Regions from separate parts of the Mus musculus genome. Here regions 2 and 3 are each linked to region 1. The links are chromatin loops, found by intact Hi-C in ENCODE. Cell type or tissue: heart. All regions are shown on one strand. Each heading gives the region's core, and the rest is flanking DNA. Links, peaks and the distances in the headings are about the cores only. Region 1 has its middle 8.5 kb from the start of Mgst2. Region 2 overlaps Gm30125 (a long non-coding RNA gene). Region 3 has its middle 23 kb from the start of Setd7.

Region 1 (10,722 bases), core at 1,247-9,246:
AGAAATGATATCTACAATGAAATAAATGTTTTCTCTCAAACATTCTCTATTGCACAACCCCCAGTTGTTCTCTGTCCCACCCTCTCCCTCTCCTCCCTGTCCTTCAAAAATAATAACAGCTTCCAAATGATGACAGCTTGTCCATCATCCTGGAGGGTGCAAGGCACTGTGGCAGAACTCTCCCAGCTGCCAGCATGCTGTGTGGCGGAGGAAGAACAAGACAGAAAATACATCTCCTTCCCGGAGTTGCCCAGAAGTAATTGAGGAAACAGTTCTCTTGATGACCCAAATGGTCTTGATGGAAAAGTGGATCATGGATACTCTCCACACGCCTCAAGTTTACTGCATGATCCTGAGGATGCTCTGGCCAGCTGAAAAACCCCATAGGGGACTAGGCAAGTTTTAAGGAAACACTCATATTAGTGAACAAGGGATTGTATCCATTTCTCATGTACTGCAAAGATCTGGGAAACAGCAACAACAGGGTACAATGTGATGCAATAGGATAGATTGTGTTACAATAGGATGCATTGTTATATAATACGGCACATTGTGATACACTAGGGTACAATGTGATGCAGCAGGATACAATGTGATACAATAAGATACAGTGTGATACAATAGGATGCAATGTGACACAATAGGGTAGAAGATACCATTGCTTGTATAAGTGTTTTCCAAGGGCCAATGTGTTGAAGGTTTGGCCCCTAAAACATTGGAGGTACTGGGCAAATCTTTAACGAGTGGAGTCTAATCTGGAGTTTGTGGCACATGCCTTTACGCCCAGCACTCAGGAGGCAGAGGCAGGCAGATCTCTGAGTTTGAGGCCAGCCTGGTCTACAGAGTGAGTTCTAGAATAACCAGGGCTACACAGAGAAACCCTGTCTAGAGGGTGGGGGGAGAGAAGCATATTGGGAAGAAGTTAGGCCACTGTGAGAGTATCCTTACAAGAGAGATTGAGGCCTTGCCTCCTCCCCTCCCACCCCCCTCCCCCGTTTCCCAGCCACAATGAGACCAACAGGCCTTCCATGTAACATCCTCCTGCTATGAGGCACTGTGCTACCACAGGCCCAAAGCAACAGACCATGAGCCAAAATCCCCTCTTTTCCTTTTAACTGATTTTCTCCTGTGTTCTGTTTCAGTAACAAAAAGCTAAACAACATGGTCTGTCTTTCTTGCCTTTCAGAAATGGAGGCGCTTTGCGCTATCAATCCTATGTGAGGAAAAGCCAACTGAAGAGGACAAAAGCATTTTACCATTTCGAGGAGTCATGTGCCCAAGGCACAGGGCAGATGGCTTCTAGTCATGTTAGAACAAGCCTTGGCAGAAACTTCCCGACATCCAGCACTGGAGTGCCATGCCCAAACCCAAAGATAAAAGAACAAAATGCAAGAAACGGAAGGCGACTCTTTCGAAGTAAGGAAAGGTACCTGACCTATGCTCACAGCCCAGGGTAGGAGCCAGAGGCTACTCTTCCCTGCACATGCGTTCTCTTCAAAGACAAGTGATAGTTCTGACCTTCCAGGACCCCTCAGACACGCAGATGAAATAACACGAGGGAGCAAACACGATGCTGTCCACAGGCATCGCCACCCATGTGTGCTACCATAAGCCATGGCTGCCAGCCTCCATAAGGACAGAGTGACCAGCCCTGTGTGTTGATGAGGCCACGCCGTGTCATAACACAGGCTCCAAAATGCAGGTATCATTTCCAAGGCTCCCCAGGTTCCCCCAGAAGACTGGAACTACCATTTGACTGGCTTCACGATGGCTTTTGACAGAAGAAGGCCTCAACCTCACTCATCCTAAGTTTATTTAAGGGTTAGGAGAGGATAAGATAAAAGAATTCCAGAGGCTACTGAAGAGAAATAGAAATCCTCCTCCAACTCCCTCAGCACCCTGCAGCCCTACACACACACACACACACACACACACACACACACATACACGCACACACGCACACATGCACATCTATGTCCGTTCCTGCTCTTAGCCACACACACCAGCACACATTCACGCTCATACACACATGCTTACTCAGCACCCGTATGCACACAGGCACACAACTCACGCACATAAACGGTAGCCAGTTTCCAAGGTACCACACATTAAACACAAGTTTAACTCATCAAGTGGATGACATGCTGCGTGCTGGCAGTTTGGCAGCAACAACAACAAATGAAACTGATGTAATAATCTGTTTCCAAGTAATGCTATAGTCAGCCTTGACTGTGACTGTTTTCAACTGAACGCCATGCTGGATTCCATGCATTCACACAGGATTGTGATAAGGACTCTGCCATCGTCCCTGAAGGCCATGCTCAGGGTCTGAGCATAAACTCAACCAGGCTCAGAGCAACAAGAGACTGGGGCCCAAGTCAAGGGCCTGCGGTGCTCAGTGTGGGCCCATGGTCCCTGAGGTCATCCTGGTAGCTCCCTGTAAATTTCTGGGGATCATGGTACAGGGACTGTATGTAATCCATACACGGAAGCATGAGGCCTTACTGAGCTACACAGAGTACCTTGTCATAAGAGAAAGAAGAAGGACCTGCAGAGATGGTGTAGCAGCTAAGAGCATACACTGCTCTTGCAGAGAATCCAAGTTCAGGTCCCCACCCCCAACACACACACCCCCTGCAAAGGTGTCACATGACTATAATCACTTGCAAAGCCAGTTCTTAAAGGATTTGACACCCCTAGCCTCCCTCTGAAGCCGTGTGTGTGTGTGTGTGTGTGTGTGTGTGTGTGTGTGTGTGTGTGTGCAAATAAATCTTTAAGAAACATATTTTTTAAAGATAACAAAACAACAAAGACAAGGTATTAGCCCTCACCCAGTGACAGCCATGCCCAAAATTATCTCTGTGAATCTGTGTAAAAAAACTAGCCGGGCAGTGGTGGCACACACCTTTAATCCCAGCACTTGGGAGGCAGAGGCAGGTGGATTTCTGAGTTCGAGGCCAGCCTAGTCTACAGAGTGAGTTCCAGGACAGCCAGGACTACACAGACAACTTTGTAGACACCTGTGTAGACAAAAACAAAACAAAACAAAACAAAAACCAAAAAAACAACTGTGTAGACAAAAGTGCAGACAACTCCCAGGTCCTCTGGAGGAGCAGGAAGCACTCTTAACCCCTGAGCTATGTCTGCAGCCCTGCACCTGACTTTTCTAACCCCCACTCCTCGTGCACCACCCGGTGCAGAGCCTCTCAGTTAGTCAACAATGAACACTCCTCAGACAGCTACACCATCGGAAGTGGTACAAATGGGCAGATTTCTGGGCTTCCTTCAGCTCTCTTACTATATCAGGAAGCACATACAGTCTCTCAGAACTCACACAAGACTCCTATGCGGTTGTAAACGATCCCCATTTTACAGATCCAGAAACCAAGATCCACTGAACTTCCAAGGCTTGCTTTATTATTTCAGTTAAAAAAAAAAAAAAAAAAAAAAAAAAAAAAAAAAAACAGAAGTTAGACAGGCTCCCTAGACAGACACACAGAGCAGTCATCACTAGGTAATAAAGGCAGCAAATTTCCAAGATGGCTGGCTTCTTCCTTACCCTCCTGGCCTTCGAAAAGAAGCCTGCTACTGGGCTGACTCAACAAGTTCAAGCCTGATCAGGATGTGTCACAACAGCTGTGTACCAATCAGCCACCCTGCCCATCTTCAACTCACTGGCCCTAAAGTAAGAGAGGAAGACTCTCTCTTCCAAGGCCTCCAAACCCCCAGGCCTCTAGGAGAGACTAGAGTTTCTGAGCTTCCAGAGTCCCCCCCTCTCTCCTTCACAGAGGGTCTCTTTCTCTATGTGCGCTGCATGTGTGTGTTTTCCCAACCCACAATAAATGACAACCTTAACTGCTAATTCTGTCTGTGGTGAGATTTCCCTGTTGGTACTTGCTGTTCATCACATTTTTTTAAATCTGTTTTTGTTTGGTAGATTGGTTTTGGACAGGTTTTTTCCACGTAGCCCTGGTTGTCCAGGAATTTGCTCTGTAGATAAGATTGGCCTGGAACTCACAGAGCTGTCTGCCTCTGCCTCCCGAGTGCTGGGATTAAAGAAGGGCACCACCGTGCCCAGCAGTGCCTTTGAATTCTTTGGCAGGGATAACATGCCTTATCTACACTCCTAGTCTGTATCATCCCTGTACTGTACCAAATTCACTGCATCCCAGAGATTGAAGATCCCTGAGCAGTGAGAATGAATGAGTTGATGGCCAAGGTGAGCACCACTGTTGTCCAGGAAGGAGAGAAGTCTGTGATGATCCACAGAGGCGGGAAGGAAGAGAGGAGGATAGGCGGAACCTTGGAGAGGTGACTAGCCGATAAAACAAAGTCCAGGTTCTCACCAGAGGAACCTCTGGGTAATATCTGGTAGAGACGGACCAGCAGACAGACTCAGGAGAGAGACCTGAGGGCACCACACAGATGAGTGCTGCTGTAGGCTACCTAAGTCTCACCTTCACCCACCAGTACCTCCTCAGCAGTTGGCTTGGATGTGCATCTAGAGTGGAGGGTCTCATGTTCAGATGAGTGAGTGAGTGTGTGTGTGTGTGTGTGTGTGTGTGTGTGTGTGTGTGTGTGCGCGCGCGCGCGCGCGCGCGCACTTGCTGGCGGGGGGGGGGGGGGCGTGTAAATAAACATCTATGGAACTCAGGAATCTCTTGGGTTTTGTTTTGTTTTTTTAACACAAGAGTGGCCAGAGACCTTCCTGAAGCTTCTCTGCCTAGTTCCTCTTGCTCAGTGTGTCACTCAGACTTCCACGTTATTTTGTGCATGAACACATTGCCCCAGTCCCGTCACTAGGATCCTATGGAACCTAGAAAGACATCTGCCGTTTGCATGACCTACAGCATTTGGGCTGAGAAACCGTGGAGTAGTGTGCTTTCCTCCATGTCTCTCAGGGGTTTGTTAAGCCAAAAGGAAAAGGTCGAGCGAGCTCTATCTCCAGCCCTCAGAAAAGGTTGGCCAATTAAACCAACTGCGAAACCAGGAGGTTCCCCCTCACTTTAAAATGCAGCGCTGAGCCTTCATCTGGGCCGAGGGGGTCTGGCCAACAGTTAACTGCAGCTCCAGCCTGTGGCCACATGACTCAGGAAAATACTCATCTGACCAGATCGCAGGCCAAGCCAAGGCCAGCAGGAAGGAAAGTGACACTGAAAAACAAGAAACCTACTAGCCCCAGCGGGGCCCTCCCTTCTCCCGCCCTTCCCCCCACCCCCTAACCCCCTCACCCCGCCCCCATCCGGAGTAATTCAGGAGGCCAGGAGGGTGCAGCAGAGGCCGCAACAGACCTCAAAGCTCAGGCACCAGCTTTTATTTGTTTTCTTCCTTTATGTATTCCTTCCTCCTGCTGCCCTTAGGCTGTGTCTGGTTCTAGCCTTTGTTCCTGAGACTTTGGCAAAACATTCTCAGAATTTCGGTCACTGACATTTTTCAACCCCCCAAAAATACCTGGGGCCAAAATTCCCGACAAAGCTACCTAGTGAACCCTTCTTTTCCCTTCACTCCCCGAGTCTGTTTCTCACGTTCTTCTCTGCAGATTTGGTACACCCCTAGTTTGCAGGAGGAGGCGCCTAAAGAGTCACCTGGTCAGAGCAGGGCCTTCAATTCTACCTACGGGTCTTGATAACCTATTTTGTCAAACCACAAGGGGGCGCAAGTCCCAAGAGTACCAGGACTGTATCTGCCGCTTGGAGGCAAGCCACTCTGATCTCTCAGGTATTACTACCCCAAGGATGCACGGCATCAAAACTGGAACAAGTCAGTTAGAAATGAAGTGGTGGGTGGGGGAAAGTCTGCTGGGATCATTTTTAAATGATCTATAAAAACGTAGTGTTTCAGAGATCAACAAATAGAGCATCTCCAAGAGTCCTTGACAAGAAGCAGCGCACATAACAGCTCAAAACCACAAGTACAAGAATACAAAAGAATCCTTCGCCCTGACCCACTCAGAACTAACAATTCCAGACCAGGCTACTCACAGAGACTACACAGATTCACATCCACCTAAGAACAGCGCATCCAAAAAACACTTCAGATTTGAAAACCACTGCCCGGGTCTGTGGCAAACCCCAGGAAAAAGCACTCCTACATGCTAGATACTGGATTTTTCTTTTTTAATGTTTTGAGGAAGCTGACAACTTGCTGTGAACATTGACCTGTGGTTTCTAGAGTATCTTGACTTTAAAAATAAAACTAAATAGCTCTGCTCGGACTTTGCCTAAAGTCACTACAGAAGAGCAAGTCAGAGAGTCGGGTGAACTCTGGAAAGGTTCCCTGGACCAGGCAGAAAATGGGCATCAGGTTCACACTAGTGTGAGAGTCGGGCTTGGTAAACAAAGGAAAGGCTAAAACCAAGAGAGATGCAGAGTGCTGATTCAGCTAGCAAACCAAGTGTCAGGAGAATGGTCTGGGGAAAAGACGCGTGCGTGCGGAAAAGATGCGTGCGTGCGTGTGTGTGTGTGTGTGTGTGTGTGTGTGTGTGTGTGTGTGTGTGATGGAGTGTAAGCAGAAGGAACAGCAGTAAGAATGCTTAAGGAGGGAAAGGATAAATCATGATCAAAGAATTCTGGAGATATGGGAGGGCAGAGCAAATGAGGAGCCAGGGTGTGCCCACACAGGGCCATCCTGGGCATGCTTACCTCATAACAGAGGCACTCAGTCTGGCTTAGTTCACCACCATTGACAGTGGACAATGTCAGGGACTTTTTTTAAAAACTTGTCACAGCTGAGGAGTGGGATGCTACTGGCACCTAGTGGGTAGAGGCCAGGGATGCTACTAAATATCCTATACTGCACAGGACAGCCCACAACAAAGAATGATCCTGCTCACCGGGTCCATGGTGCTGAGGCTGCAGAACCACCCAAGGACCGTTAGCTGGAAGATTTGCTGAAGATGTCTGCACCAAGTCTCACTGTGGTATCAGGATGGTAATGGGGCAGTATGGTTACTGCACCTAAGAAGGGGTCTGTTAGGAAAGGGTATTAGGATACCCTGGCCACTGGGGTGTCAGTATGGGCAGACACAGTGAGTGGAGGAGAAAGAGGTTTGAAGGACCACATCAGTAGGCATGGGAGGCATGATGGATGTGGAGGGTCCTTGTGGGAGGCAGCATTGGGCAAAGCTTAAATGCAGGTGCATGTTTGAATAACACCACCAGAGCGGGAAGAATTGGCGAGCCAGGAATCCAGGAGGAAGAAAGAGCAAAGCAAACAGCGTGCATCCAGGCCAGCAGCCACTCAGATGAGCTGTGGTGAGAACCTGTCACTGAACAGACAGGCCCAGCTGACATCTCGAGACATCTCAGGACAGACTGTGGGGGAAAACAGTTCTACAAAACAGAGCAGCCACAGTCTCTGACCCCCGAGAGGAAGGAGAGAGAATTCACCTTCTATGCCTAGCTTCCCACTGGTCAGTCCCTATAGCAGCCTGAGAATATATCTACACACTCTTTGACACGTCTGTCATCGTGAGCTTGAGATTGCTAATATCCTTTCTGAGAGCCTAAAGCGGCCTCTATTCTTTTATAATCACCGTGATGACAGGCGATGCTTCCAAGACAACGTAGGACAGCATTTGTTTTGCTCAGCGATGCACCCATAAGCGGAGCCTTCAGTATAAGAAGTTGGCTTCCCTGAAGCCACCATGAGGAGATGAAGTGTAGACCACGTGAAGACCCCATGTGTGAGGTCCAGGCAACAGTTAGCATGACCTTACTGAGGATGTTTTCCCATGGCTCTAATTCACTAACGTTGGATGTCCCCAGCTGAGACACAAGCCAGTCCCACTGACCCACATAACCCATGAGCAGAATTAAATGTTGTTCCTAGCCCTAAATTTCAGGTGTGATTTGTCTGTCACGCTAGAGTAGCCACTGGAACGGCCTCATTACAAGTTAACAGCTCTGGCTCGCACTTGCACCAGAGCGGCACTCTAAACAGGAGCCAGGAGCATCCGAAGCATGGCTGGAAATTCTCAAGTGGCAGAACCGCACAGCACACCCCAGCCTCCTCCTCACCCGCACCCCACACCCCAAACCTCAAGGATGCTGATCAGCTACAGTGGAGCCAAGATGGAACACTGACCTGAGTGCTTGCTTGGGACAGAGATGAGGTCAAGAAACTTAGAGAGCAGCCCCTTGGTGAGTCTGATGATGGAAGTGGGGAAGATGTGTGCCCTGCCTGACTTATTTCAAGGTGGCTCTACTTAATGAGAGGAAAAATGGACCCTGACCAAGTAGCTCAGTTAAGTGCCACCGCTTACAATACTAATAGAATCCAGCCCACCAAGTCCATGGCAAAGTCACGGCTCTTAACCCGCAGGCCCCCAGAAGCCTTAGGGCTGTGTGAATCTACTCTCCTGAGTGGTATCTTCCGCATACCAGGTTGGGAATGTTCAGCAGTTGAGTCATGTATTTAAAAAAACGTTCTGTCAAAGGAGACAGAGGTCAAGCTACAGGAAGAAGCAAAGTTCCTGCAGGAGCCGCCCTCTGAAATCACATGCCTAGATCCCAAAGCTTGCTAGGGAGAGAGAGGCTATCCTACTGTTTAAGAAAGTCCATGAGAGGAAAATGTTAATGTGTTGTTGTTTCCAATTCGTAAGAATCATCCGTCCTCCCTCTCACCTTTAACCCAAATGGCCAGGTCTAGGCGTGGCTGACGCTGGTCTTCTGCAAGTTATTTTGCCATTGGTGCCTTTGACTTCTGCTGTTGTAAATGTTACTTTAAGATCATAAAACTAGTAATATTCCAGACCTGGAGAAGATCTTATAAACTAGTAATGTAGCCAGGTATGGTGGCACACACCTTTAATGCCAGCATTCAAGAGGCAGAGAGGCAGGGTCAGTATGGGCTCCAGGCCAGTTACTGCTACATAACATGACCCTATCAGTAGTAATAGCCGGGCCTTGGTAGTGTCCCAGATCTAGGGGGCTGCACGCCCCTAACCTGCTTCTTACTCTGGTGCCCACCGAATCTCAACGCACCAGTGCCTACAGCAGAAACTTCAGAACAGCTGTACAGTCATGTTAGGGGAGGGAAATTCAAGGTGGGGGTGAAGCAGGGAAGAGAGATGACTCGTGACAGGGATCACATGGTCCAGTGTCTACTCTTATGGGCGACTTTACCTTGGCAGGTCTTCACAAGATCCTCACAGTAACAACCCACATTTTTCACAAGGAAAAAGTGAGGCACAAAAAAAGACAGAGAGAACTGCCAGGCAGGCATAGTGTTTCGCCTTTAATTCCAGCACTCGGTAGGCAGAAGCAGGCAGATCTCTGAGTTCCAGGACAGCCACAGCTACACAGAAAAATCCTGTCTCCAAAAACAAAACAAAACAAAACAAAAAAGACGAAGGACTTCCGATGATGACACAGTTGATGAGGCGCAAACTCCGCGTGTCACTCTCTCCAGCTCAACACATTGTGCGCTCTTGCGGTCCTCCCATTATATTCAACTCCATCCCTCTTTGCCTGCTCCTTGTCCTGGAGCAGTCTGAGCATAGTAGGATGGACATGGCTCAGAGCTCCCGCAGCCTGCAGTTCTCCAGCCTTGCCACCAGATGGGGCAACTATAGGCAAACTCCTGCCTCTTACCAAAGCTCTTGAGACAGACATGCGTGGGGGGAGCGGCAGCAAGGAGAATGTCAAAACAGAGTTCTATTTAAGAAAGTGAAGCCTTCTGCCTGCCCCTGTCTCCCACCGGGATACTTGGTTGGCTCTCGGCAGGCTATAAGTGAATTAGCTTTTCTTCCTTCCGCAGCCTACTGCTAACCCACATCTGATTCTATTTTCTCTCCATTCCTGACACAGGGCAGGGCACTAATCCCCACCCACGTCAGAGAAGAGAGTGTCCTGAAGAGAGAGGGCGGCGACAGGCTGAGTGATGATGGAGAGGCTTTAAGCTGCAGCTCTTTCCTGCAGCTATTGGAAAGCCTTTTCTCTGGTACACGCCTTCCCGCACACCTACCCAATGCACACACATCACAACGTACAGCCCACACCATGCTCTGATCACATCAGGAGACACACACCGCATCACAACACCTGCGACACACACCACATCACAATACATCACATTGCAGCGATGCTCATTACAGTGCAACAAGAGCAACACATACAGTATACACATCACAACATATATCAAAATTCAGTGTATCTGAACATATACAGCTCACAGGTAACAATGTGTACGTCACATGACAAGACATATACCACACCAAACCACAACACACCACACAACACAAACATATCACAATATAGCAAGTCACACCATATGCATAACACATATGACACACACATCACATGACACTACATGTCTCAACAATGTCAACAATCCATAAAGACATCTGCAGTGCTGTGTTCATTTTTTCCCTTGTTCCTGTGATAAAACACCATGACAAAAGCAACTTAAAGAAGAAAGGGTTTATATTTGGTTCACAAGTAGATGTATGGGGCCATCATGATGCCACCCACAATGGGCAGATCTTCCCACTCCAATTAAACTAATCAAGACTAATGAATCTGGTCTACACAGGCGTGTGCAGAGCCTGTCTCAAATGTGATTGTAGAGGTCAAGCTGACAGCTGAGATTAGCCATCACCGCTGGTCAATGTTTACTGTCAGGGCTGGGAAGACAGCTCAGTGGCTACAAGCAAGTGCTATTCTTGCAGAGAACCCGGGTTCAATTTCCAACACTCATGAAGGTTAAAGGCTCGATAAAGCC
Region 2 (10,722 bases), core at 1,779-9,778, 590 kb before region 1:
TTGCTCTATAAACTGATTAGATAAAATATATTCTAGAGTTTGGCTTACCCACACTTCCAGGTGGGAACTAAACTCAGATATCATTTGCAGGACTAAACAAAATGAAACCAAAACAATAAAATGTATGAAAGATGCTAACAGTTAAAGGGTAGGTCCTTCATATATCAGGTGTCCTGACTACATACTCAACCTTATTCGGTCTCCATGTTGCACGTCATGAACCAAAATGAGTACCCTGACTTGAGCCTCTGTTTCCAGCTCGCCCCTATCTGACCATCACCACGCTGTGAATCACTTCATCCTACTGCTCTTTACTAGATTATTTTCTTTTAAAATGCAACTTTAGGGCTGGAGAGATGGGTCAGTGGTTAAGAGCCCTGATTGCTCTTCCAGAGGTCCTGAGTTCAATTCCCAGCAACCGCATGTTGGCTCACAACCATCTGTCGTGGGATCTGACGCCCTCTTCTGAAGAGAACAATAGTGTTCTCACAAACATAAAATAAACATTTTTTTAAGTGCAAGTCTAAAACTAACTTGGTTGTGTCTTTGTTTGAACGTAGTTTACACCCGTTCTCTATAAGTCTCTTCTAATGATACGAAGCAAGATCAGTTTGCCGTTCTGCTACACCCATCCTTATACTTTCTCGTCCCCTCTGCTGCTGCTGATCACACTGGAATCCACCCAGGACTCAGCCATATTCTTTGCTTAAATTTTAAATTCCATAACTACTCCTACAATGAGATTCTAGGCTCATATTAATATGCTTGTGGTGAGTGTCTCAACATGCCCATGAAAGGTGATGACAATGTCGCTGAATAGTTATGACATAAAGGATATTTGCATAGTACTAACACTAGCTCTCGCGTGTTGCTACTGACCTTTTGAACTGTAACAAAGCATTTGCTATGCTATAGTTAGGCTGATGAGCCAGCAATACACAGCAAAATAAAGACATGTGCGTATTCAATAGGTGGGAATGATTCTAAGAATTTCCCCAAATTATAAGCACCTCTCTGCATTCTTTGGTTAATGCCTTATATTTTTGTTGATTACTTCATGCATATTTACTGACTCCTATTATTTTCCTTTTGTGTATAGCTCTTGCATCCTCCTCTAATAACTGAACGTATTTATCGAGATGTGCTGCATCTTTGGAATTTGATTAGAATTCTGTGTTCCCATATGCACAATCTTATTTAATTATCACATACTGAATTGCTTTGGGGAGCCTCATTTGACCCCTGTAATCTACTCTCCTCCTTCCTCAGGAATAAATGGAATAACTACCAGTGACAGCAACTACACTGGATTTCGCCTGATGGGACTCCCAGGCTCCTGGAAGGTTTAGATGGCATTATTTTTTTTTTCTATTTTTACTAGTTTACATGCTAGTTTATGTGGCAGCTCTCCCCGGGAGCCTCCTAATCACCGTGCTTGCCACTCAGGATGCTCATCTGCAAACCCCAAAGTGCTTCTTTCTAGAGATTTATTTCTTTGCCTACATGAGTATTCTATTTGCATTATGTCTGTGTGACAGAAACGGGCATCAGACAGAAGAGGGCAGCAGATCCCATTACAGAAGGTTGTGAGCCACCATGTGGTTACTGGGAATTGAATTTAGGATCTCTGGAAGAACAGCAAGTGCGCTGAGCTATTATGGGGAAACCCTGCTAGTTGAGGTCACAGTCTGTGGTGACCAGATAGCTCATCTGACCTTGTCTGGGGATCCTGACTCCCCACACTATCTGGAAAAAGGTCAAGTAGTTCTCCATAGACCTACAAGTTCAACTTCCTCTTTTCTCCTAAGAGATAGGAACCACCCAGCAAGTATGGGATTCCTGGAATCCAATGAGGCATCCACAGAACTTTAAAACTCTAGCCAATGATTTTCATTTACTCTGAAAACTCCCGCCCACTCTCCAAGGTCCATATACACCCCTGGTTCACCTCGAATGGAGTGTGTGTATACACGCTCACCCTGCATATAGGTATGCACACACGCTGAGACTGTTTAAGGGAGTCCTTTCATGGAAGACCATCAGAGAAGGCCTTCTCTTAAAGGACCTGTAACACTAAGATATTCGGAGAAGTCTTCCCCTGACTCCCACCAGCCGGACTCAGATCCTGCAGAACACCGTCCGTTCCAGACTCTGCTTCACCCTTTCAGCCCACTCAGTGTGCAGCAGCATCTGGATACCCTGAGATGGAGGAGGCAGAGGATAGAGAACCACAGCTGGACCCTAGCCAGCATACCATGGCTGGCCCCCAGAACATGGGACACAACCAGTTAACGCATACTGAAGGGACCCAACTGGACAAGACAGACTCCATCTTGTAACTAGCCCTCCATTTTATACACTAGGTCCTGTCCTCAGGTTAAACTCTAATTACTGGGAAAACATAAACTGTTCCAGGAAGGAACCACCCCAGACAGGCCACCAGCAGGAAAATACCTAACGTTCCAGAAGCTATAGAAAGATATAGATAGATTACTTTAGCCAACTGAAATCATTGTTAGCCAATTATGTGCCTGCCAAGTTGATAAGTCCCTCATCCTACTGTAACCACAATAAAAAGGCTGAACCTTAGGTGCTGGGGTCTTCTGCGTTACCTAGCTGTGTCAGAGGGCCTGAAGGTCCAAGCTCGAGCATACAAATTCGACTCCTGGTGGTCTTTGGGGACCCTTAGATCAGGGCATAACATCTGTAGGCTTGTCCAGGATCTTCAAGCACCACTCCCCAGGACCCCTGAACTGTTGAGTCAAAACCCAGCCAGTGAGTGTCCGAATGTTTGTCCTCTGTCTTGGTGTCTCAGCATTCCACCCTTAATGCAAGCTGCAAGCAGTCCAGGCAGATGCACTGGACAACCCTGGGCCACCGGACTTGGGAGATGTCCCAGACCTGCATATAGGGAATTGGATCCCCCGAGTATACTTGAAGAGACAAAGCTGGTCACTCCAAAAGCGCACAGTGAGACCATCTTCTCCCCCCCCCCTTTTTTTTTACCTGATTCCCAGGAGTATTGAGTGCCTTCTTGCCTGTTGTCCTTCTGTTTGCTCTCTGTCTGACTTATTTCTTTGTGGCTGATGTTATGGGACAGACTAAGATCAGTCCTTTAACTTTGTTCTTAGACCATTTCAAGGACTCTAAAATTAGGGTTAGAGTCTAGGTTTAGACTTCTTTTTGCAGGAATGAATGGCCAACCTTCAACAGGTGGCTAGCCCCTAGCCCACAATTTTTAGGACCAAGGACATCATCTCTGGACAACCGAGACACCCAAACTACATCACCAGATTTACATCTGGTAGGATCTGGTCCAGGCCCCACCAAAATGGCTCAAGCTGCTGCTGCTGTCACAGAAGCCAAGCACTGCTGTACCCTGGAAAACAGTGAGAAATGAAAAACTGAAACTAACCCTATGGCCCATCTTTATCTTGTCTTAACACTGACACTGAAGAGGACTTCGTCTTCTCACCCCTGCCTTACTGACCCCCATTAGGGGATCACCAAAGGTCTCACCCTGAGGCCCCAGGAGGGGCTCAAGGACCCTCCTTGGTGAGCCCAATGACAGCTGCCTCCACTGCCTGCGGCTGAGTCCACAGTTCTCCCCTTGAGGGCAATAAGCCCACAAGACGATGAGGGGAACCAACTGATGCAATACTGGCCCTTCAACACTAGTGATCTATATAACTAGAAACTTCAGAACCCTAAATTCTCAAAGAAACCAGCTGCTTTAGTTGACTTATTAGATTCTGTCATTTTTACCCACCAACCCACCTGGGATGACTGTCAACTACTCTTACAGATCCTCTTCACTGTCCCGGAGCAAGAGAGGATTTTAAATAAGGCCCAGATATTGGTTCTTGGAGCAATTGGGACTCCTACTACTAGCCAGGCTCTGCTTGATGTAGGCTATCCCTTGACCAGACGAGACTGGAATTTTAACTCCGAGGAAGGTAAGGGAGAGGCTTTGGATCTTCCTCTAGACTCTAACGGGAGTCTCAGAGTGCTGCACACTGACCTAGGTACATAATTTGGCCTAGGTACATAATGTGCAAAAGGAAAGGATAGAATCACCTGCAGCCTTTCTAGAAAGGAGTGTGGAGACCTATCGTACCTATACACCCCCAGATCCAGAGGCACCAAAGAAGAAATCAGTAGTCATTATGGCCTTTGTGAATCAGGCTGCCCTTGATATCAGGTGCAAATTGCAGAGAATAGACAGACCAGAGGACAAGAGTTAGCAGGAATTGCTGGTGGAAAGTGTACAACAACAGAGAAACACTTGAGAAGAAACAGTTACGAGCCGTGACCACCACCAGGGAGCCACAAACTCAAAACTTGGCCATGATACTTCTGGCCACAGCAGCAGATTCCTTCGCCGAGAAAAAAACCACCAACTGCGCCATCTCGTGGCTGGCAAATGAAGAGAGGAAGCCAAGGCTCCAAGAGAACTGTAAGGAGATGGGACTTTGGGTCAAAGACTGCCAGAAGATACCTCCAAAGAGATATCTTGTAGGTCTTCGAGTTGGAAGAATTTAGTGACTAGAGGGGACGAGGTTCAGACCCCTCCTCTCCGAACCCAGAGTAACCCTTAAAGTGGAGGGAAAACTCATTAATTTCTTAGGAGACACAGGGATACAATATTTAGTCCTAATCCAATCCCATGGCAAATTGTCCTCAAAGAAATCCCATGTATAAGGGGCCACTGGTATGAATCAATATACATGGACTACTCGAAGAACAGTTCATCTCAGAATGGGGCAGTAGCCCACTCCTTCATAATCATACCAGACTACCCCTACCCCTTCCCGGGGAAAGAGTTGCTGATCAAGATAGGAGCCCAGATCTCCTTTGATCAAAGAGCCACCCCTGTCACAGATCCCAGAGGGCACCTCATTCGCATACTCACCCTGTCTCTAGAAGATAAATACAGATTTTACAAAGACCAAGCTCTCTCCCAAATGAGATCTCAGTTTGGTTGACCAAATCCCCCTTGACTTGGGCAGAAACTGGAGGAATAGGGTTGGCGGCCCATAGGGCTGCCATTTGGATTGAACTGAAACCAGGGGCAACTCCTGTCCAAATAAGACACTATCCAATGCCCCAAGAAGCCAAAGCGGGTATCATATCCCACATCAGAAGGTTCAGGGACTTGGCAAACTAGTACCCATGGAATACGCCCCTCCTTCCCATCAAGAAGCCCAACTACAATGACTATAGACGAGTTCAGGACCTCAGAGAAGTAAAGAGTAGAGTAATGAACATAGAGCCTACAGTACCAAACCCATATACCCTCCTGAATTTGTCATAACCTTCCAAGAGTGGGTATACAATATTGGACCTCAAAGATGCTTTCTTTAGCCTGCCCTTAGCCCCCCTAGAGCCAGCCTCTGTTTGTCTTTGAGTGGCATGACCCCCAAAAAAGGATTCAATGGACAAATAACATGGGGCAGACTTCCACAAGGATCCAACCATCTTTGAGGAGGCTCTGAGTCAGTATAGGCAGAAACATCCCAGTATCACCCTCTTGTAATATGTAGTTGACCTCTTGGTGGCAGCAGAGACCATGAAAGAATGTCAACGGAGTACTGAGGCCCTGTTAATGGCACTGGGGAAATTAGGCTATGGGGCATCCGCAAATCTGCCAATAAGAGGCAACATACTTGGGATACATCCTAAAAGGGAGCCTAAAAGATAGCTTCTATGGCTATCGGAGGTCCAAAAAGAGATCATTTTGAAGACCTCCACCCATCACAAAATGGAAGGTCAGAGATTTCTTGTGGTTGGCAGGGTTCTGCCACTTTTGGGTCCCTAATTTTGCATAATTGGCGAAGCCCCTCTACGAGGCCATCAAGGAAAAGGAGGCCTTCCAATGGACAGAGTCCAGAAAAGCACTTTCAATAGATTCAAAAAGACCTTATTAACGACTCCCACACTAGGGCTACCTGACATTACCAAGCCCTTCCAGCTATGTATAGCTAAAGGCAAAGACATGGCTAAAGGCAAAGACATAGCTCGCTCAAACGTTAGGCCCCAGAATACTTTTCAAAGATATTAGACCTTCTGGCCTCTGGATGGCTTTCTTGTTTGAAAACTATCACCTGCACAGCCTTTCTAGTCAAGGACATGGATAAATTGACTCTGGGGCAAGAACTCTACATTACCACTCCCCATCCATTGAAGGGGTTCTCAACCCCCAGATTGATGGATAAGCAATGCATGCATGACTCACGAAAGCCTGCTGCTACCCCACACCCTGCCCTGCCCTGTGTATCCATTTTCTACCAAGTGCTGCCCTGAGCCCAGCCTCTCTGTTACCAGACTCAGATTTGGAGACTCCACTACGTGATTATGCAGGGATACCAAGCCAGGTGCACAGACTCAGGAAACACCTATGGAACCGGCTGCTGCCGAATGTAGAAGCTACTTGGTTCAAGCAGCTTTGTGTGTGACTGGACAAAAGTATATGGGGGGCAGCAGTGTTAGAAGACTCAGAAACTGTATGGGCATCTGTCCTGCCACCCGGCACTTCGGCACAACAAGCTGAACTTATAGCTCTACCAGAAACCCTCAAATTGGAAAAAGGCAAAAGACTCAACATTTATACAGATAGCCTGTATGTTCATGGGGCCAAGAAAGAGGATTCCTGACAGCCGAAGGAAAGATTATTAAAAACACACAGGAGATGCTAAACCTGTTAGAGACTCTTTGTTTAAAAAAAAAATGATTATTACATACCAACCAGGCCAGCATGAAGGAACTATGCCTGAGGCAAAGGGTAATCAATCCCAGGGCAGATTTGGCAGCCAAGGCAGCAGCTCCTATAGCAGCTTTGACTTTCCAACTGCCTGACCCAGGAGCTCCAGTCCTACCAGATAAGCCTCAATACTCTATGTTATCTCTACTCACAAACTGCCTATGTCCCATAAGCCGGATGGCTGGTGGCTCATCGGAGACTGTAAAATAATCTTGCCCAGCAATTTGGCAGCCAGTCTGCTCTAACACATACACCGGACAACCCTGTTGGGTTCCAAACTGAGGACCTGATAAGAAAGGTGGACCTAAAGAGCCTCACCCTCAGGTCCCCGACTGAGCAGCCTGCTTCCAAATGCTTGAGTTGCAAGCTCACTAATGCAGATAACGAGCCAAAGGGTAAAGGCTCCGACGGCAGGGTGCCAAACCTGGTGCCCGCTGGGAAATGGACTTTACCGAGTTAAGACCAGGGAAATATGATTACAGGTACCTGCTAGTGCTTGTAGACACCTTTCCAGGATGGACTGAGGCCTACCCCACCAGGCATGAAATGACACAGATAGTGATCAAGAAGATACTACAGGAGGTGCTTCCCAGGTATAGAATGCCAGCCCTCCTAAGCTCTGACAAGGGACCTGCCCTCACAGTTCAGGTAACACAGAGGATGGCTAAAGCCATTGGAGAAAATTGGAAACAACATTGTACTTACAGGCCCCAAAGCTCAGGACAAGTAGAGAGGGTGAATAGAACTCTAAAAGAGACCCTTACTAAATTAACCATAGAGACTGGCAGGGACTGGGTGGGTCTCCTCCCCTTTGCCTTTAATAGGGTTCAAAACACATCCTATACATTGGGTTTATGAAACCATGTTTGGAAGGGCCCCCTCCCATTTTACCTAACCTAAAATCTGAAGTCTTAGCTGAAATTGATGATCACCATTTACTTGACTCTCTTGAACATCTAGCCCACACCTGAAAAAAGCGATGGCCTCACACGAAGCCCATTTATGAGGCTGCGCCAACTCCGACTCCCCACCACTATTGCCCTTGGAGACTGGATCTTCCCGAGAAGGCACCGAAAGGAAACCCTAAAGCCCTTGCTGGAAAGGACCCAACATCGTGGCCCTAACAACACACTACCCTCAAGGTTGACAGGATTGCTACCTGGATACATCCCATGCTTGTCTATGTCACATCCAGACTCAGGGAACGTCTCCACGAGATGTCCTTCAGAGACTAAGGAAACCCACTAACACTCACGTTCCAGCACTTCTAAGCCTCCTGACATGTGCTGTCTGCATCTTGCTTTCAGGAGTTGCTGGCTCATTCTCTGGTTCTTGCCCTCACCAGCCCTGGAACCTAACCTGGACTCTTCTGGTGACATTGTCCACCAGCAGATCAAGACTGCACCCCTCTGTACCTGGCTCCCCAACCTCCACTTCCGACCTGGCTAACCTACATGGCTCTCTTGGGCTGATGGATTTCTCAGCACACATCTCTTCTATGTTTGCCTGGGGTACAAAAACCATAAGACCTGGCAGTGACAATGTGGGGGAGCTGAATCCTTCTGCTCTTCCTGGGATTGTGAGTATGGAACACATTTGGTGGGATCCGTCTATCAAAATGGACTTCAACTGAGTAAGCTGAAAGTCTGATGACCAAATCAGCCACGGACACTGGGCAGTGCAACCCTGTCCTCATTAGGTTTGCAGACTTGGGGGAAGAGGCTAACAGATGGGAATTAGGAAAACCTGGGGGCTCTGAATTTATGACAAAGATAGACTGGGAAATGGCAGCCCCTTTACTACCAAACTAGATAAGAAATACCTACACAACCTGCACCTATAGGCCTAGGTCTTGGCCTCTGCCGCCCAAACAATCCTATCCACTGACACCACCACACGACATGGACAAATCCATGTCCGAACCTCCCCACAGAGAGTCCCTGGCCCATTACATCTCAAAGCCACCTGCCAATGGCTCAATCAGTCTTACACAGATCTTACTGAGGACTGTTGGCTATGCTTGGATGCCAATTCTCTATATTATGATGGGCTAGCCCTTAACTCCTCTATAACAGAACATTATCCGGAACCTCAGCAATGCAGATGGCAGCGAGAGGGTCCCAGCTGGACTTCTTTGCAGTCGCTCTCGAGACAAAGGCTCTGTATAGGTATTTCTGTGTGCCACCTATGTAACACCACAGTAACTTGGATAGGTTCAGGGTACTTGGGTCCTCCTGAGAGCATGGGGTGGGCATGCTCTACTGGTCTAATTCCATGCATTCACCCTGGAGTCTTAAATGCCTCCCCTGATTTCTGTGACCTGGTACAAAACATCCCAGGGATAATGTATCATTCAGGAGAAGATGTCCTTAATCATCTCACTCCTGGGTCTCATGTATGATGCAAAAGGGAACCCATAGCTGCCATTGTCCCGTCCACCCTCTTAGGTATAGGTATTGCAGGGGCCATAGGCACTGGAACCTCTGCTCTGGTATTGCAAGGTGCTCATTACAGGTTGTTGAGGCTGGCTATCGACAGGGATGCTGAGAGACTTGAAAAATCAATGTCTGCCTTAGAAAAATCACTCTCTTCCCTGGCTGAAGTTGTGTTGCAGAACAGGAGAGGATTAGATCTATTGTTCTTACAGTGAGGTAGACTTTGTGTCACATTAGGAGAATGCTGTGTCTGTGCAGACCAGACTGGCAGAGTTAAGGAAAATACAGCAGAACCAAGACAGAATACAGGACAGAAAATGAGAAATGGAACAACAGCAAGGATGGTGTGAAAGCGTGTTTAATGGATCCCCTTGGCTGACTGCCTTTATATCTACCCTTGCTGGTCCACTCATTATACTCTTACAACACTCACCTTCAGGCCTTGCATACTAAAAGGGTTTACAAACTGTCTTAGTCAGGGTTTCTATTCCTGCACAAACATCATGACCAAGAAGAAACTTGGGGAGGAAAGGGTTTATTCAGCTTACACTTTCCACATTGCTGTTCATCACCAGGGAAGTCAGGACTGGAACTCAAGTAGGTCAGGAAGCAGGAGCTGATGCAGAGGCCATGGAGGGATGTTCTTTACTGGCTTGCTTCCCCTGGCTTGCTCAGCCTGCTCTCTTATAGAACCCAAGACTGCCAGCCCAGATATGGTCCCACCCACAAGGGGCCTTTCCCCCTTGATCACTAATTGAGAAAATGCCTTACAGCTGGATCTCATGGAGGCACTTCCCCAACTGAAGCCCCTTCCTCTGTGATAACCCCAGCCTGTGTCAAGACCCAAAACCAGCCAGTACACCAACTTTGTTAGAGAATGAATTAATGCAGTTCAATTTATGGTCCTTATCAATCCTCGGACCCAAAAAATAATGGACACCAAAGTCCCACAATTGGGCCTTCCTTATGTACTTGGGAAGGGGGAATGAAAGGCCCCAACTTGACAAGACAGACTCCATCTTGTAACCAGGCCTCCACTTTATATACTAGAGTAACTCAGGTTAAACTCTAATTACTGGAAAAAACACAAACTGTTCCAGGAAGGAACCACCCCAGACAGGCCACCAGCAGGAAAATACCTAACATTCCAGAGGCAATATATAGGTAGATATAGATAAAATACTTAAGCCAACTGAAATCATTGTTAGCCAATCATGTGACTGCCAAGTTGATAAGCCCCTCACTCTGCTGTAACCATATTAAAAAGGCTGAACCTTAGGTGCTGGGATTTTCTGCATTACCTAGCTGTGTCAGAGGGGCCTGAGGGTCTGTGCTCAAACTTGAATAGGGACTCTTTACTTTTGCATACAAGCTCAACTCCTGGTGGTCTTTGGGGACCCTTGGATCTGGGCATAACACATCTGCAAGCCATCTTGCCAGCCCCAATGTACTTCTAAGAAAGTTGACTATGTTAGACTTTTGCTACATCTCTGTCACAGTTCCCATATCTATTATCAACCCGTGTAC
Region 3 (10,722 bases), core at 859-8,858, 68 kb after region 1:
CATGGTGGTCAAGGTCTAGAAGCCAGCATGTAGCCTCTCAAGAGAGACCCAAGTGATAGCTGTAATGTCTTGCCCCACCCAGCCTCTGAAGTCACAGAAAATCCCTCTGCCAGCTTGTTTTTTTTTTTTTTAATAAAATCTCAATTGTTCAATTTTACCAATGAAGACTCAGGAGCCAGATGCTGGGGTAAAAACCTGCTAGCTCTGAGAGGCAGAGAAAGCACCCAACTGACCTTCCTCCTCAACTGATGTCCCAACAGGAATGTCCCTCTCCCACACAGTCTCAAAAATCCTCCTTCAAACTGAATGCCCCGCCCTTCTGCTTCCTGTGCATCTCTCTATCCATCCTCCAGACTTCTTATTCTCTATGGTTTTTTCTTAATAATCCTATGTTCACTTCCTGTTCAGTGGTTGCTTGCTCCACTCCTTGACCTATGATTGACTTTATTTAATCCTGTGTACAATATCCAATCAGAAAGCTCTTATACTAAAGGTGTGTGCTAAGGCGGAGCCATACCACAACTAAAACCAGTACATAATTCAGTGGGTTATTACAGCTGGAGTTCACAGGATGATCAAATATCCTGCAACCCATCTCTTTAGTTCTTTGTGAGACATTCACAAAGGGGAGACTCGGGCATCTCCAGATGGGAGTACAACAAGAAGAGCATGTGGTCAGAAATACAATTTAAGTTGGGCAGTGGTGGAGCACACCTTTAGTCCCAGCACTTGGGACGCAGAGGCAGGCAGATTTCTGAGTTCGAGGCCAGCCTAGTCTACAGAGTGAGTTCCAGGACAGCAAGGGCTAAGTTTGGAAGAGAATAACAACTGTATATTTAAAACTCCCTAAGCCATAGAACCTTTGAAATAGCTTTGCAAGCCTCGGGTGTGGTCTCCTCATTTTGAAGTTACTAATACACTGGATTCAATGCTCAGCTTTGGAGTTAGAACTCATTGAATCCCAGCTCTGTGGCTTCCTCTGAGAAGGGAGATCTAAGGTTCCATTGTGGGTAAATATTTCAGTAAAGTTGATAATTAAAATTAATGCACCTGGGTATGGGAGTGCTCAAAGACATGGGGACTTTGCCACCAGCCTGGGCTACCCAGCAAGGCTCTGTCTGAAAGAAAAAAGAAAGGAAAAAAGAAAGAAAGAGGGAAAGAAAGAAAGAAAGAAAGAAGAGAAGAGAAGAGAAGAGAAGAGAAGAGAAGAGAAGAGAAGAGAGAAAAAGAAATCTCCATTCTTTCACATATTCCCTCCCCTGCACTCTCCTGAAACAGAGCCTGGGTAACAACAGGCTTGCCTGGTCTAGCATAGGTCAGCATCATCCAAGCAGGTGTGCCTAACCCGTGGCTGGGGATAGCTATGAATGAGGCCCAAAACAAAGTCATGGTTTTCCTCCCCTAGAGGGGAGTAGAGGAACTTCCCAACTTGAGATAACTCCAGCAGCAAATCGTGGCTCTTTGCTCCTGGGTCACCCCATTGGAGCTGGGTTTTAGAGTTCTGCCCTTGCTGCCATCCAAGTCCTGACCCATTCACCTCGTCACCCTTGCCACAGCAGAGGCCCAGCCAGTTCAAAGGCTTGCCTGACCGGTCTCTGCCATACTTGATTGTTATGCATGCATGTGCTTGACTGCACTTGGAAAGCTGAGTGCACAGAATCTCGGCTCTAGGTTTGCCTCGGATGTCTCTAGAGCAGGTTTCTCTCCCCGCTGCTGCTCCAAGCCTCAGATTCTGAAACCAGCAACTACTGGTTCACCAGTTCAGTGCAGACAATGCAGGGGTGTGGACAGAGTTGGGTGGGAAGCTCTTGCCTTGCCAACTCATCCTGGTTCTACTAGAATAGCCTATGCTTCTCCCACATCCTCCGGCTGGCTGGCTGGTTAGCCCCCAATCTAGAACTCACAGAGCACCATGCTCGGGGAACAGCCCAAGAAAGCTAAACTTGGGGCCACCCTTTGCTTGACCATCACTGTCATTTCCTGCCCCTTCAAAAACTGACTGCCGGAGACCTTGGAGCAAACCATCAATGCCCATGAGTAATGTCTAAGCCTGCACAGTAGCTGTAGGCTCAGAGGATCAATCACTGGAGATCCAATGTAATATTACACAGCCTTGAGAGCTTGGTTTATTTTTTTTTCTTTAAATATTTGAGTGTCTATTTACGACCTGGCCCTGTGTGAGAACTAGACAGTCACTAGCAACACCGGCCCCATCCATGTGAGTCTTACAAAAGAAGGGAAAATGGGATGATCAAATTAATCAGACTCGGTGTCCTGTTCGTATGTGCAGCTTTGATGTCCTTAGTATTAGTTTAAAAATAGCTTTAAGACCTGTGAGGTGGTTGACAGAGGAAGGTCACCTTCCATCAACCCTGATGGCCCATGTTTGTACTCTGGAACTCATATGATAGGAGAGAACTGACCCCCAAACTCACTCTCTCTCTCTCTCTCTCTCTCTCTCTCTCCCTCCTTCCCTCCCTCCCTCCCTCCCTCTCTCTCTCTCTCTCTCTCTCTCTCTCTCTCTCTCTCTCGCTGTCTGTCTTACATACACACACACACATGTAAATGTAAAAAAAAATGTATTTGTAATCACCCAAACAAATAAATACACACATAATGTTCCAAGATACTATCTTCACAAAAGCAAAAAAAAAAAAAAAAAAAAAAAAACCCACAGGAGTTTTGTTGATCTGCTCAATGATGTACCTACAAGAAGCCATTATACATACTAGGCACTAAATGAATGAATGAATGAATGAATGAATGCCATAAAATTGCTTTTGAAAAGTTAAAGATAAATGTTCTGAGGAAGAACTATTTGACCTGCTGTTAAAAATAAGCTCAATTTTCTTAGTTCAAGCTCTACTGTGTGTATTTATAGCCGAATTGTCAGGAGACTAATTTATACACTAGAAAACATTTATTATTTTGCTGTGAGAGATAAACCTGATTTAATATTTCCTTGGGGAACATCCCCCCAAAAATGCCAAATTGAACTATCTTTGGAATTCCTGGAGTTCTGTTAAGAGGAGCAGCGCTTAGGGGCAGCCTCTTGGGGAGCCAGGTTATATTAGAAGGCTCAAATGAATGACTCAGGAATGAACAGAGCAGGAAATGAATAGATTTAAATGGCATTTGTACAGCGGACACAAAACTCCTTTCATAGCTGGGGCAGTCTGATGAGATCAACGCTCTCCCCTTGTTTGAGTTGTACCAAGGAATCACTGAAAGTCACAGATCCTAGATTTCAAACTGTGAAGTATAGTTTTTAGAAATCTAGGAAGGGCAGGTAAGATGGCGAAGTGGTTTGAAGCACCTGATAGCAGGTCTGTGGGCCTGAGTTCCATCTCTGGTGTACACACACAGTAGAAGAAGGGAACCAATCCCTGCAAGGTGTCCTTTGACCTCTTCACACACATCACCACCACCACCACCACCATCAAAATAATAAAATGTAATAAAAAAATTTTTAAAGAAAGCAGCTTGGGAAATCCTGGAACCATATTACTTCTCTGCCATGAGGTCACTCTATCTTCACTCTATCTTTCTTGTCCTCTATCAACTTCTTCTCAGTTCCTATCACCCCTTCCAACTCAGGAGCCCGAGGTGTACAGCTTTGCAGTGTGTTGTGGTTTGGGTATAAAATGTTTTAAAAGGCTCACGGATTCAATGCTTGAGGCTGGATGTTTGGGAATCAGGACTCACAAGGAACACTGAGCCAGATTGCTATTTAGGCAAAGATTTACTAGAAGAGATATTAATGCCACAGAGAAAACATGACAGGATTCCATGTGGCAGTGTTAGGGAAAGGGACTCCTTACAGATTCCCAGGGAAGGCTAGGTTCCATGATGTAGGAGGAAGAGTGGCATAAAAGCCAGAGGCCTCGCAGCCACATCTCCTACAAGAGGACCTGATTGAGGACTGCCTGAGAGACCAAGGATTGCTGACACAGACAATGCCAGCCAATCGGGAACTGCAGTTTAAAAGAGATGCTTTCTGGGGACCAGTGGGGTGCTGCTGGTGGAGGGTATGAAAGGGAGCTTGCAGCAGATGAGCTTTCTGTGGCATCTCTCACCTGCTATGGGAGTCTGCACCACCTCACCTCCAACTCCCAAGGGCAGGTAAGGTGGAGCATCAAGTAGTCCAGGGCACAGGCAACACCATGCCACTTCATTGATAAATAATTTGTGATACTCGCAGTTTGGCTGTCTCTGATTGCTGGCTGCCAGAGGCACGAGGGGAGGTTTTGCATTTGGAAGAAGGAATGTATGATCTGGAGGATATAGGAGAAGAGCGGGCCATTTGGTTGCTGTGTCTCCATCATACGCAGCAGCAAGGTCCAGCTTAAAGTCTATTAGCCTGGGCCCTGTACCCAGGATCCATGCTAAGATGGAGAGAAGGGCACAGCTGCACATGCTATGACCCGAGCAGCCTTCAGTTGCCAGCTGCCAGCCAGTGAGTTCTGAGCGGAGCTTGCAAACACCAGGAAAGCAGTAACTTCTACAGTGGATTAGTTTACTGACAGACCTTAGATGAGTGGACTCCTGGGAGGTGGGGCCTGGATGGAGAAGGCTGATCTGTGGAGGAATGCCTTTCCCTTAGGACACTCTCACCAGTGCACACTGCTATCTGAGAGCTAACCCACTTTGTTCTGCCACATGCTCATGCTATGCTGCCTGATTATGTGGGGGCCAAGAAGCAACAGAGCCAAGAAACCGTGGATCCAGCCCTTCCTCCCTTAAATTATGTTCTTGTTACAATGGAAGCTAACTGACACATAGTTACAAGAGCTCCATTCGCCCTGCATCACCATCCCCTGCATCCCCTGGGAAAGTGTACACACAGACATCCATTATCACTCTGGCTGCCCTAAGGCAAGCATATAAGTCAAACGAAAGTTGAGTCCAAGGAGAATGTTCGTTGGGGAGTGACCTGGACTCCAGAGAATCCCTCTTTTGCTGAGCTAGGAAGAGAAGATGGGAATGTGTTAACGTGTGCTCCAGCGGGTCTCAGAAGACAGCGTGTGGAGCATGTCGGTCTCTTTTCCATTGCTATGACACCCCACCACAAACAGACAACTCACAGAAGAAAAACATAAGAGTCTGCCAAGGCAGGGAACCATGGCATCAAGATGCAGACACGGTGGCAAGAACAGGGAGTTGATGGCTTACATTCTGAATGGCAGGCACTAAGGGGGGTGGGGGGTAAGACTGCTGTGAGGAAGAGTGGGAGGTCTCGCACACTGTCGATCCTTTGAAAACCAGATGTGCCTCGCAGGGGACTTCCGACAGCCAGACACCAACAAATTATTTCCTACAGTCAACAGGAAGCTGAGGAACATTCAGATATTGCAGGGCCCACAATTACCCTATGAAATCAAGGAAATAACTATCAAAGGAGCAGTGAGGGGTGGAGAAGCCATGGGTTACCTCATCTCCACACTGGGACCTCGAGGGACGGCCTTGCTGCTGGCTGTACACTTGTTCCTGCCTCTTCTGAGACTGTGTAAGCAGAATCTGTCTAGAATTAAATCACTCCTCAAAGAAGTATATTTTCATCACCGTATGTTAATTTTCTCCTGTGGCATCGCCATGTTACCTCGGGGCTGCCGCTCACCCTCGTGGGGCTAGCGGACAAAGAAGAAATGGTGTTCCATACACTTTCCTCTGCTGTAATCTTGTCATAAGAAACAGACTCTGGTGGAATCAGACCCTTTAGCGCCACCTACAGGAAAACCGCGAAGTCTAGGATGGGAATGGCTCCCTGGAGTTGAAATCCTGGGTCAAACCAAAGCAGTTGGAGTTCTACTTATTTCTCTGCTTCTTTCAGGGGGAATTTCTGGTGTTTTCTGAGCACCGGGTGTTTCCACCGTTTCCATAGTATCATCTGTTATGGGATTATAAGACACCATAGGTGTAAAGTATGTCTCTGTGGCCATCAAATCATATGGGCTGTACAAGCAGGACAGGTGTTGAAAACCTACAGGCAAAGAAGTAGCCATGTTATGGCAGCTGTAAGGTCCCTGTCACAGAAAGGCAGCCACACCAGAGAGACAGCCAAGACAATCTCCAAGTCTGTGGACAGGAAATGCCAAATCAACCAGAAAACTGAGCAGGAGAGACCTTTGTGACAGGAGAGCTTTGCCCCTCCTGGAAGAGTCTCCACAGAGCCTGCTCTGACACCAGGCTACCATCTCTTCCAGCCAACCCTAGGGCCTATCCTAAGAAGATGGAGGAAATGAGCGCCCAGGGTCGTCTGGATGTTTTTCTCCTCTGTGTGGAGCAGGAAGATACAAGGAAGCCACGGCATCAGCTTGACTGCGGCAAGAGCTGTACTCAGCATCTCCAGGTCCCAAGGCCAAGCTGACTCAACTAACAAGTGGGCCTAGAAATCATTAAGCCAGCCTAATTGAAACTAATTCCAAGTTCCTCGCAGCCCTAAATTGCACAGAAGAGAACACAGAGCAGCCTTACAGCTGTACACGAAGCCAGGCTCAAATCGCGTTATTTATTTGGTTACCAATAAAAAGTGGCAGAGTTAGGACTCGGAGTTCCATCTTCCAATTCCATTTCCTCCCAAACTGCAGAGAAGGGCAATTTAGCCTTATTGAGCACACACGACACAGGAATTCTGTTAAAAGGCTTTATTGGTTTTAATCTGCAGAAGCCTCGAGAAAAAGAAGTAGCATCCAGGCCAGCATCACCCAACAGCAAGGCTTAAAGATGATGGATCATTTGTGTCTAAAAATCCTCCATTTCCATGAATAAAGACAAAAGGCCAGATCATTTAGCAAATAATAAGGAAAATCCTACTTATTAAAACCTGTGAAATATAATCAGAGATTGTATCTGTCTGTCTGTCTGTCTGTCTTAAAAGGAAAACCCAAACTCTCAAAATCATTTGTTGGGCTGCCAAGACGGCTCAGGTAAAGGCCCACCCTGCCAACCTTTCAGTTCAGTTCCCAGGAGTCACACAGTTAAAAAGAAAGAACTGACTCCTATAAGGTTCCCATAACTGTTCTCTGACCTCCACGTGTGCCCCACGGAACAACACAAATCAACAAACACAGGAACAAGTAAATAAATAATACTAACTTAAAAATTATTTAAGAAGAATGAACCTGAAGAAAATTATTCAACTCAAAAAAAGTTTTAAAGTCTAAGGAAAACAGAAAGGCAGAACTAACACTCTAGTCAGTCATACCTATACCCGTGTGTTCTGCATCTGTGCATCCAACTATAATTGACAAGATTTGGGGGATGCCGTGGTGCTGACCGTATCCTGATTCGTCACCACCATTCTCTAAACATTACAGTAGAATAACTGTTGCATGGCATTTACAATGTTTTTGGATATCTTAAATAATCTAAGCTGGACAGTGGTGGCACACGCCATCCATCGCAGCATCTGGGAGGCAGAGGCAGAAGGATCTCTGACTTCAAGGCCAGCCTGGTCTACAGAGTGAGTTCCCGGCCAGTGTTACTCAGTGAGGCAGAAGAAAGGAAGGGAAGAGGGGGTGAGGTGTAGGAGGGAAGGGATGGATCCCTGGAAACCAAACAAAGCAAAAGAACAGCAATGGTGAATATGTGTGTGTGTGTGTGTGTGTGTGTGTGTGTGTACATATATACATATCTGCTAGCCTAATCAAGAAAAAAAAAGGACAATACTCTAAGCTGAGATTGCGAAAATGCAGTGGCGTGTACACATATAAGAAAGCGTCATTTTTTAAAAAAGATTTATTTATTTTATGTATGTGAGTACACTGTAGCTGTACAGATGGTTGTGAGCCCTCATGTGGTTGCTGGGAATTGAATTTTTAGGACCTCTGCTTGCTCCAGTTGGCCCCACTCACTCTGGTCAACTCCACTTGTTCAGTCCCAAAGATTTATTTATCATTATACATAAATACACTGTAGCTGTCTTCTGACACACCAGAAGAGGGCATCAGATCTCATTACGGGTGGTTGTGAGCCACCATGTGGTTGCTGGGATTTGAACTCAGGACCTTTGGAAGAGCAGTCTGTGCTATTACCCACAAAGTACAATTCTTACAAAAGGAATCATTTGTGGGCTGGAGAGATGGCTCAGTGTGTAAAGAGAGCTTGCCACAACAAGCACCAGGACTTGAGTTTATCCCCACGTATAAAATTAGAGTTGTAAGTGCTCTCCCCATGGCTGGAAGGCAGAGTCAGGAGGGTTCAAGGGCTCTAAGGCCAGCCAGTTTAGCCCACTGGTGAGCTACAGGTCCAGTGAGAGATCCTATGTCAGAGCAGTAGAGGAAGACAGCCATGCTCAGCTTACATGGATTTTCCCCAGCACCCAAACTCAGGAGGTACTCAGCCAGTACTCGCCCACTGAACCATCTCCCAGCCCCTCACAATGAACGGTTCTGCAGAAAAATGCAAAATATCAAAATTCATTCAAATAGAAGCAGACATCCCAAGCAGACCAATCTTAGGCAGGAAAGAAATCCCACAACAACCAACAAAGGAAGAAGAAACGGAGGGCAGAAGGAAGAGAAGAAACCAGAGGAAATGAACAGAGCCGAAATCTTAGACCGCTCTAGAGTTAAGGCATACCCTTCCAGGACCCAGACACTTACTGGTCCTTAGCTGTCAACCAATGAGCAGTGTTTGGCTCTGCTAGACTGTAAACGCTGTGGTGTTATCAAATTAATTGCCTTTTTTTTTTCTCTTGAGAAAAACAAGAAAGAGTTAAAAAAAAAAAAGTTCTACTAAATAGTGCACATACCCACTACTTATGGTTCCTGTGACCCACCCTGCCCCTGGGCACCACTGGCTGACATTGATCCAGGAGGCCAAATAGAGCAGAGGAGACATACAGGGGGTTCCGAAGCCCTGTGAGTACATATGACAGTGACCAGGGCCAGCTTCGGGAAGATGGGTCAACTTTACCTGGAGTGATTCAAGGATTGCATAGTTTTGGAGGCAGGAATACCCTGGGTGGGCAAAGGCTGAAGGCTTGCGGTACAGAGATGCCTCGCTAGCATGGAGAGACAGCCTAGGAATCTCATGGGTTAGCTGAACGGGTCCTTACTGGGAGAAAAGGAGTTGACCCTGTAATGTTAATCAAGGCTGACACTCTGCAGGTAGAGGTGTGTGGGGGTTAAGGTCAGAGAATGGGAAGCCCTGCTAATAAAGGAAGCCCTCCATTTTGCTCTGAGCCCAGAAGGTTATCTGGACAATGGTAGACTTTGACCTTAATTAGCTGGACAACAGTTCCTAGCCTTTAAATGTTAGGAACGTGTTGTTGTTATTTATTATTATTATTGTTATTATTATTAAATAACACCTCTGTCCTGAATACTGGCCTAGAAGCCACTGACCTGATTTGACAAGGACAGAAGGCCATCCTCAAGGAGGCACTGGTGCATGTCCGTATATTACTTTGGTTGCCTCTGCTACCGTGAAAGGCAACCCTTCCTCACATACCTGCACCTTTCACCCATTACAACAGAGCAGCGGGGTCTGCGGATCCATCTCAGTTGTGAGAGTGCTTGCCTAGTGTGCACAAAGCCCGGGTGTAGTGGCACACACTGTAATCCTAACCCTTGGGAAGTAGCGGTAGGAAACTCAGAAGTTCAAGGTCATTATTGGCTACATAACGAGTTTGAGACCACTGCCGGCCATAATCAACCCTATCTTAAAAGTGAAATAAGATAAAGCAGTGGTCCCAGAGTGTGAGTTTGGAACCAGCAGCCAGAGTTTTTCCAGCAGTGCTGGAAATTCTCGGTTGAGGACCAAACCCCAGACCTGCCATTACAGCAGCTAAATGTTTATAGTTCCCATAAAATTAGTGTGTTGAAATTCTACTTTCTAAAGTAATGGTGCTCAGAGCTGGGGTCACCAGGGGAACCCCTGTGGTGGCATTAGATCCATATCCAAGATCCCAGAAAGCTGTGTCCCGTGACCAACATGTAAGCTCAGCAAAAAGACACTGTCCATAAGCTAGGTGACATCACCAACCTCCAGAAGAGTAATATACAGATATCTGCTGTTTAAGCCACCAGTGTGTGGCACTGTCTTAAGATTCTGACTGATCGGGGGCTGGTGAGATGGCTCAACGGGTAAAAGCACCGACTGTTCTTCCAAAGGTCATGAGTTCAAATCCCAGCAACCATATGGTGGCTCACAACCACCTGTAACAAGATCTGATGCCCTCTTCTGGTGTGTCTGAAGACAGCCACAGTGTACTTACATATAATAAATAAATAAATCTTAAAAAAAAAGATTCTGACTGATCAAAGACATCGGAGTAGGGCCCAGTAATGTAGGCCAGCGGTGCCATCTTTAACCCTCTCAGCCTTATAAGTGGGGGCAGGGTCTCTCAGTTGAATGCAGAGCTCACTGAAATGACCAGGCTAGATGGCCAGCTTACTCCAGGGATCTCACCTCTGCCTTCTCAGTGCTGAGACTATAGGGGGTCACTTCCCCCACTCGACATTTATGTGGGTGCCAGGAATCTGAACGCCAGCCCTCACACCTGCACACAAGAACTTTACCCGCTGAGCAGTCTTCCCAGCCCGTGTGGGATTTTGCCTAGTTGTTTTGTTGAGACATAATCCTTCTCTGTAAGCCAGGCTGATCTTGAACTTGTGATATTCCTGCCTGTGCCTTCTCAGTGCTGGAGTCACAGGTGTGAGCCTCCGTGCCAGGTCATCTGTTTTCACAAACCCTCCAGGTGACTCGGACTCATTCTCA

What was found. Peaks named below come from ENCODE experiments on the same cell type or tissue, not always from the same donor. Only the 100,000 strongest peaks of a DNase experiment are listed, where the experiment ranks them.
Region 2: it touches region 1 in a loop (3-fold over the local background); 16 of 42 quality-filtered maps call a loop at or near these places.
Region 3: it touches region 1 in a loop (5-fold over the local background); 35 of 42 quality-filtered maps call a loop at or near these places.

Annotation. Positions count from the first base shown.
Region 1 is chr3:51,647,349-51,658,070 of GRCm38, reverse strand. It overlaps a transcript of Mgst2 not described here. Among named protein-coding and RNA genes, the nearest start is that of Mgst2, 8.5 kb to the left of the region's middle. In heart, for the core only: a CTCF peak has its summit at 5,644 (motif pointing right); DNase peaks (open chromatin) are centred at 5,110, 5,640 and 8,480; H3K4me3 peaks cover 1,087 bases; H3K27ac peaks cover 3,070 bases.
Region 2 is chr3:52,237,500-52,248,221 of GRCm38, reverse strand. The region is part of intron 1 of Gm30125 (a long non-coding RNA gene); the gene reads right to left. It also overlaps the pseudogene Olfr1398-ps1. Among named protein-coding and RNA genes, the nearest start is that of Gm30125, 5.4 kb to the right of the region's middle. In heart, for the core only: CTCF peaks have their summits at 4,422 (motif pointing left) and 5,545 (motif pointing right); a DNase peak (open chromatin) is centred at 5,561.
Region 3 is chr3:51,578,759-51,589,480 of GRCm38, reverse strand. No RefSeq gene overlaps it. Among named protein-coding and RNA genes, the nearest start is that of Setd7, 23 kb to the right of the region's middle. In heart, for the core only: CTCF peaks have their summits at 1,406 and 5,718 (motif pointing left); DNase peaks (open chromatin) are centred at 5,400 and 5,690; H3K27ac peaks cover 448 bases; H3K27me3 peaks cover 442 bases.